Linked DNA regions of Homo sapiens: region 2 is linked to region 1. A link is a contact called in ENCODE Hi-C or POLR2A ChIA-PET data. All regions are on one chromosome and are shown on one strand. The core of a region is the stretch at or near the end of the contact, and the rest is flanking DNA. Distances in the headings are between cores, read along the strand shown.

The links. Hi-C counts contacts between places; a loop is a spot of excess contacts on that map. ChIA-PET counts read pairs that join two places held with the same protein, here RNA polymerase II (POLR2A). Pooled maps may share reads with other maps.
Region 2: a map of breast epithelium shows a loop between it and region 1 (14-fold over the local background). The contact joins two enhancer-like sites. A Hi-C loop is called at or near these places in 1 of 168 maps with a recorded cell type or tissue (breast epithelium) and 1 of 50 pooled maps. POLR2A ChIA-PET finds 5 or more read pairs at or near these places in 1 of 52 experiments (MCF 10A).

The regions. Positions count from the first base shown.
Region 1 is chr4:109,979,010-109,982,212 of GRCh38, forward strand. It overlaps EGF (epidermal growth factor), which reads left to right. Exons shown (of 24, transcript NM_001963.6): 14 at 963-1,130; 15 at 1,817-1,966. Among named protein-coding and RNA genes, the nearest start is that of EGF, 68 kb to the left of the region's middle. RefSeq lists an enhancer at 830-2,029. Within about 2 kb of position 1,447, at least 2 of the 41 ENCODE cell types and tissues checked have a DNase peak (open chromatin) inside an H3K27ac peak, as active enhancers do.
Region 2 is chr4:110,514,010-110,517,513 of GRCh38, forward strand. ENPEP (glutamyl aminopeptidase) reads left to right here. Exons shown (of 20, transcript NM_001977.4): 8 at 1,368-1,433. Among named protein-coding and RNA genes, the nearest start is that of ENPEP, 40 kb to the left of the region's middle. RefSeq lists an enhancer at 924-1,093. Within about 2 kb of position 1,827, at least 14 of the 41 ENCODE cell types and tissues checked have a DNase peak (open chromatin) inside an H3K27ac peak, as active enhancers do.

The DNA.
Region 1 (3,203 bases), core at 197-2,696:
CCTTAGCTTTAGTCTCTAACCACCTGAGATAGAACGTTAAAACATTCCCTTGCGTATTCAATACTTGCATGCCTTCTCAGAGCAGTTCCAGTGGCACAGAGAGGTAGGTTTGGTGAAGGTGGGCTCAGAAAGATGCCCACTTACTGTTAGTAGGAGGCATGAAAATGGAGGCAGCTGATAATAAATGACTCTTTCAAAAATGTGGCTAAAAAGGGAAGGAAAGAGACAAGGAGGAGCTAGAGGGGTCACGGGGATGAGGAAATGAAGATGGGAGAGAGGTTATAGTAGACAGAGGGAACAAAGCTAGTGGAATGAAGAGAGGGAAGATGTAAGAGAAAGGGGGTGGTCGTTGATGGATCCAGGCCCTAGAGAAGGCAGGAAGGGTGACATCAGGGGCACAGGTCAATATTAAATAAGGAGAGAGGGGAAAGAAGGTGGGGGACTAATGCAGGCAAATGTGTTGGTGGAGATGGGAATGTGGGGAGACTCTTATACAATTACCTCAAATTTTGAAAAATCCTTACAAGAACTTGTGAATTTGATCTACCCCTTATTACTGCTGCTCAAAAGAGTAGGAACCTAAGGCAAAGAGTGGTAAGATAAGTTACTCGAGTTTAGTCTATAAGTAGCGACAGATGTACTAAACAAGGAAAATTCCACCTTTCTCCTTCATGGGGCTAGGACGACAATCAGCCCACATTCTCCCACTCTGCAACTGCTGGGTGATAGTGGGCCTTGCTGGGACCTCATGCCACTATGCTCCCATTCTAAGGTGACGTTCCCTCCTCATGTGGGCTTTCCTTGAGGCAGGTGTGTGAGTCGGTGGCTCACTCATAACTTGCTGAGTAGCTAAAGAGCTGATTTAGTGTAGGAATGTTGTGTAAATTTCAAGCCTTGTCCTTTCGTAAATAGTCATTGCAAAGACAAAGAAGGTGTATTTAACAAACTTGAATTGTTTCCAGGTCACCCATTTGCTGTAGCAGTGTTTGAGGATTATGTGTGGTTCTCAGATTGGGCTATGCCATCAGTAATGAGAGTAAACAAGAGGACTGGCAAAGATAGAGTACGTCTCCAAGGCAGCATGCTGAAGCCCTCATCACTGGTTGTGGTTCATCCATTGGCAAAACCAGGTACATACTGGAGATGTTACACAGTCTTTCCTTGGCTGGAATCTGCAACTGTTTTAATTGTTTGATGTCATGCAGTTGGCGGGGGGGTGGAGGGGATTTTGTAACTTTCACTAACTGTGTAGATGTTAAGATTTTCTAAGATTTAAGTTTGTTTAAGACAATCTGGTAGTTTGGTAATTGGGGCTTTATCCCTCCAATTTCACCTCTTTTCTTGAACAACTTTTACTTACCTGCTGCATTTCGAAGAGCCTTGGGTTAAGGCAGGCAATTTAGACACCGGCAGTGGAAGCTTCTGTCGACACTTGGACCTTTCCATACCCCTGAGGAGTGAGCAAATGGAAAAGGCATTTCACATTTTATAGTAGCTCTTCTTTCTGAATTGCTCTTTGTCAGTTTGACTAGATGATGAGTCAGGAAATAAGAATCACATTTGACTAAAGAGCTTCTTGAAAAAAGTGCTGGCTATACCCAGTACTAATAAGGTAATAACATTCTGGGCTTATCTTAGAATCAGTGGCTCCTTGGGGGAACTCTTCTGAAATAGCTATTGATATACCCTCTATTTAGATACACTGCATTTCTCTCCCTAAAAGCTATAGCTCCCTAAAAGCAAGCTGTAGACTTGCATTAATGGCATCCTTTTCATCTTCAAACCCACTTGTGAATTTGTTTCTTTTCTCTACTAGGAGCAGATCCCTGCTTATATCAAAACGGAGGCTGTGAACATATTTGCAAAAAGAGGCTTGGAACTGCTTGGTGTTCGTGTCGTGAAGGTTTTATGAAAGCCTCAGATGGGAAAACGTGTCTGGCTCTGGATGGTCATCAGCTGTTGGCAGGTAATATAATAAATTATGTGGCAAATTACCTAACGTTGGCTCAGAAATACAGCTGTACATCAATCTTTATGCTTTTGCTGATTTTGAATATTTTGGATGTTAAAAGTTCTCCTGTTTTTAGGAATGCTAAGAATTTGTTTGTTTATTTGTTCTCTTCTGCTGAGTTTTGAGTTCCTTATTACAGGCAAAATTCAATTGACCTCTAGTGGTAACAGTCTTAAGCTCCAAGCCCTCCACCTCCCCATTTATAGTGGAGTGGGTCCCAGGCTTGGAAATAAATGCCAAAATGCTATCACCTCACAAAAATGTTCAGCGATATTTTGTTTAGAAGTTTTATGTCCTCAATTTTAGAGGTAGTAGTATATGATCTCTTATCACATGACAGGTCTTAATAAGAAAATCAAAGTCCTTTATAAAAAATAACTTCAGGATATCAGACAAATGTGGGAAATCCAGCCTGAGAAGGCTTGTGATGTACTTTTTTACAAACTAGATATGACTTTGAGGAAGAGGAAGAGTAAACCAAGTGTGAGGTATAACCAGTAGTACTTATTTGCCTCCCTTGAATGTGCACCCAAACAATCTGGGCATCTGTGGATTCATCCCTTGATATCTTTCTAGCAGAAATATACCAAAGATAATTTACATTTTATTAAATTTTTTAAAAATTTATATTTATCTGGTAGGCATGGTGTAAATATAAGTAAAGTAACAGATTGATGAAAAATAAACAAAAGTTATGCAATGAAAAAAAGAGGCTAGTTTCAGCTCACAATTCAAAATTTACTTATGTTTTTCCTCTAGCTAACCATCATAACTTTAGTATGCACTGAAAGAATTTATATGCATTTCTTATTTTATTACATAGAGTGTTAAAAAGCTGTGTAGTCAATGGTCAAGAGTTTTAAAAATTAATAATTCTTATTGATTCACAACAATCTTCTTGTGAAACTGGGTTTTATTTTTATTTTTTGAGACAGGGTCTCCCTCTGTTGCTCAGGCTGGAGTACAGTGGCATGTTCATGGCTCACTGCAGCCTTGGCCCCACCCAGGCTCAAATAGCTGGGACCCTACCTTAGCCTCCTAGTAGCTGGGACCACAGGCATGCACCACCATGCCTGGCTAATTTATTTTTATTTTTATTTAATTTATTTAAATTATTAATTATTAATGTATTTAAATTATTAATTTATTTTATTTTATTTTTATTTTTTGTAGAGACAAGGTCATGCTATGT
Region 2 (3,504 bases), core at 577-3,076, 540 kb after region 1:
GATGAATTTGTTAGCATATTGTAGGTGAGGATTTTTTCTTCACTAATATTTTATGAAAAGTTGCTGGAAATCTGTAACTCCAAGATTTATGTGACACATTCTGTCCCACAATATTTCATATAGTCTCTCCTTCAAACATATTCCACATCTGTATGTAACATAATTTAAATTTTATTTTAGTCATTTTCTACTTCAGCTTCTCATGGGTTTCCCACTACACTGAGATGCTTAGAAGCTACTGCATGCTAATACATTTTGTTATCCTGAGTAATACCTAAAGTCTTATTTGAGTCAAAAATATTATAATTATTAAAATGAATACTTGAGTGAAAAAGCTTCTATGTATTAGCATTTGAAATTCTTAGCATCATATTTTTGACTTTCCCTCTCATATGATTCCCATGGTGTATGTTCAGCCTTCTTGTATTCATTTTTCTTTGATATTATGAATGATTCCTTTTATCTTTATGTCGAAATGAAAATTTCGAATCCACTTATAGCCTATTCTAATTATTCACATGGGAGAAGTTTAAATTTATTCAATCATTTTTCCCCTTAGTCCTAGATACTCCTCAGGTTTAAGATATTATGTCCAAGATAAATAAATGTTTCTAGGCCTTTAGCTTTCTAAATAGGTATAAAATTAATTTAGAATGCTTAATAACTTACAATAAAAATTACTAATTTAAGTGGGGGCAGTGTTCTTTTTTCATTCAGTTACTTGAAAATTGATTTAAAATATTACAAATTGTGCATTTCAGTACTAACCTTATAACACATAAAAAGAAAGTACAGAGCCAAGATGTTCATCAGATTCTTCAGATGAAAGGAAAGCAAATGAGATAGACTACTGAGAAGAGAAAGATTATATGCCTAAATTATGTATCCATGTATATTAAGCTATTTGACCAGATAATTCCTTGACTATCTACTTCCCTCTGCTAAATATAATTCTTATTTTCAAATATGAAAATATATTTAATAAGTTGGCAGAATTTTACCCTGAAACTACTTTCCTCATTCATCAAAGAATGTGATTTTTTAGACTATTTCTCTTTCATTAAGAAAGCCCCATCTGCTGGTTTATTTGGGGAAGTGCAATAATTATTTGAATCTGAAGTCCCTGAAATGATGGCCATTTTAGCAATTTCTCTTTACCTTTTAGTTATTTTAGATGCATAGATACAGGGACTGTGCCAAGTGGTATTTTCATCCTAAAATCATAGAGCCATATAATTTAGCAGAATCATCTTGAGGAACTAATCTCACAAATATGATCATGAAATACTAGTTGCAAGAGTAATAACTGATCATTGTTCCTTACATAGCCTTTATTAGTTTCATTTGTCTTTTTATCCCCATTGTAGGGATCTTCTATTTTGAGAATGCTTGAAGACTGGATAAAACCAGAGAATTTTCAAAAAGGATGTCAGGTATGATTTATTACTTTTAGTGATATCAAAATTAAACTACATTGATATGTGGCTGGTGAATGTTAAGATATGTGATTAATCAAGGATAATTTCCTTTTTAATCTCTTTACTGAGGCATAGATAATATAGCAAAAGATAAAAACATGATTTTACATCCAATTGAGTACCTACATTGTATCTGTAATGATCATTTAGCAGAAGTCTCATGGAGAAGTTGAAACAGATTACTTAGTTATTTTTGAAACTCCTTACATGTGTCTTAGTCAGCTTGGGCTGCCATAAGGAAATACCATAGACTGGGTGGCTTAAACAATAGAAATGCATTTTTCTTGCAGTTATGGAGGCTGGAAAGTCCAAGATCAAAGTGCTGGCTGATTCCGTTTCTGGTGAAGCCTCTCTTCCGGGCTTGCAGATGGTAGACTTCCCACTGTGTCCTCATAGCAGAGAGAGAGAGAGGGAGAGAGAGAGAGCACTCTGGTGTCTCTTATAAGGATACTGGTTCCACCATAAGAGTCCCAGCCTCACGATATCATCTAAATGTGACAGCTCCCAAAGGCTTCGTTTCTAAATACTATCACACTGGGGGTTAGGGCTTATATGAATTTCAGGGAATACGATTCTTTCCATAGCAACATGATATAAACATCTAAATTTATCTATAAAGGTCATTCCTTATACTGAGTACAAGACTTTTCCCTTATTATTAGATTAGAAAAGATCAATATTAGTATGCTTATTACAATGGAGTCAGTGAATAAAGAGGCTTGCTTCCTTTTGGTAACAGAAATGACAATAAACTTTCTGAAACATTTCACACATCCCACTTAAGCGTATTATTCCAGGAGATGTTTCTGTTTCATTTTCGTTTTTCTAACAGACCCTAAGCCAATCGTCCCAGGTTTGTTTTTATTTTTAATTTTATCAAAGTAGCTACAATGTGTCCCTATAACTGCCGTCTCTGCAGGTTGGCCCCATTCCAGCCTAGAAATGAAGTTCTCTTCCTACTCTTTCCCTTCCACCTACATCCTGCCTGCTGCGATAACCCAGGTAGTCAGGAGTAGCAGTGCTGACGGTATTCATCCCAGAGAGCAGAAAACAGGTTGGAGAAATGCCCCCTGCTGGCTGCCACAGAAAGTACTTCTTCTGTATGTGATTCCCCAGGAGAAGGTCACCATTCACATAGATCTCACTCCCATCAAGCCTTCTTATGTGGCATTTAGCCCTCTCTACACTACTCTAAAAGAAAACGGCCCCCTTCTACCCAATAGTGAAACATCTAGGTGATTATTAAAGTAAGAAATAAAGTCAAGATTTCGGAAATATTTGGAAGTATATCAGTATATTTTAACCCTTTGTCTATTAGTAAAATATTTTGTAGAGACATTAGGTGCAAAGAGAGAAGCTATGTGCTTGTGCTTCTGCATCATGAGAACATCTTGTAACTTTTCCATAAGTTTCAAACTCAAATGTTATCATATATTCCCTCACTGTAAGCATTATTATTATTATTATTGTTATTGAGACAGAGTCTCGCTCTGTCGCCAAGGCTGGAGTGCAGTGGCGTGATCTTGGCTCATTGCAACCTCTGCCTCCCGGGTTCAAGCGATTCTCATGTCTCAGTCTCCCGAGTAGCTGGAATTACAGGCACCACCACACCCGGCTAATTTTTATATTTTTAGTAGAGACGGGGTGTCGCCACGTTGCCCAGGCTGGTCTTGAACTTGTGAGCTCAAGAGATCCGCCCGCCTCGGCCTCCCAAAGTGCTGGGATTACAGCCATGAACCACTGTGCCCTGCCCATTGTAAGCATCTTTAATCAGGGACTCTGTCTTCTATATCTTTACCCATACTGCAGGGCCTAGTTTAATTACACATGTTACGTCATCCTGAAAATGTTTGTTAAATGAATGAATGAGTGAATAGCCTATAATAAATTATACAGGACATAGAAATAAAGAAGATTCATTTTCAAAAATTAAGTTAAAATTCAGTTTGTATAGTTTTGATTCTAAATTAAATTGTAATTAATAAATAACAATTTTGGCATCTTCAGAGCTGGCTTCAAATTAAAT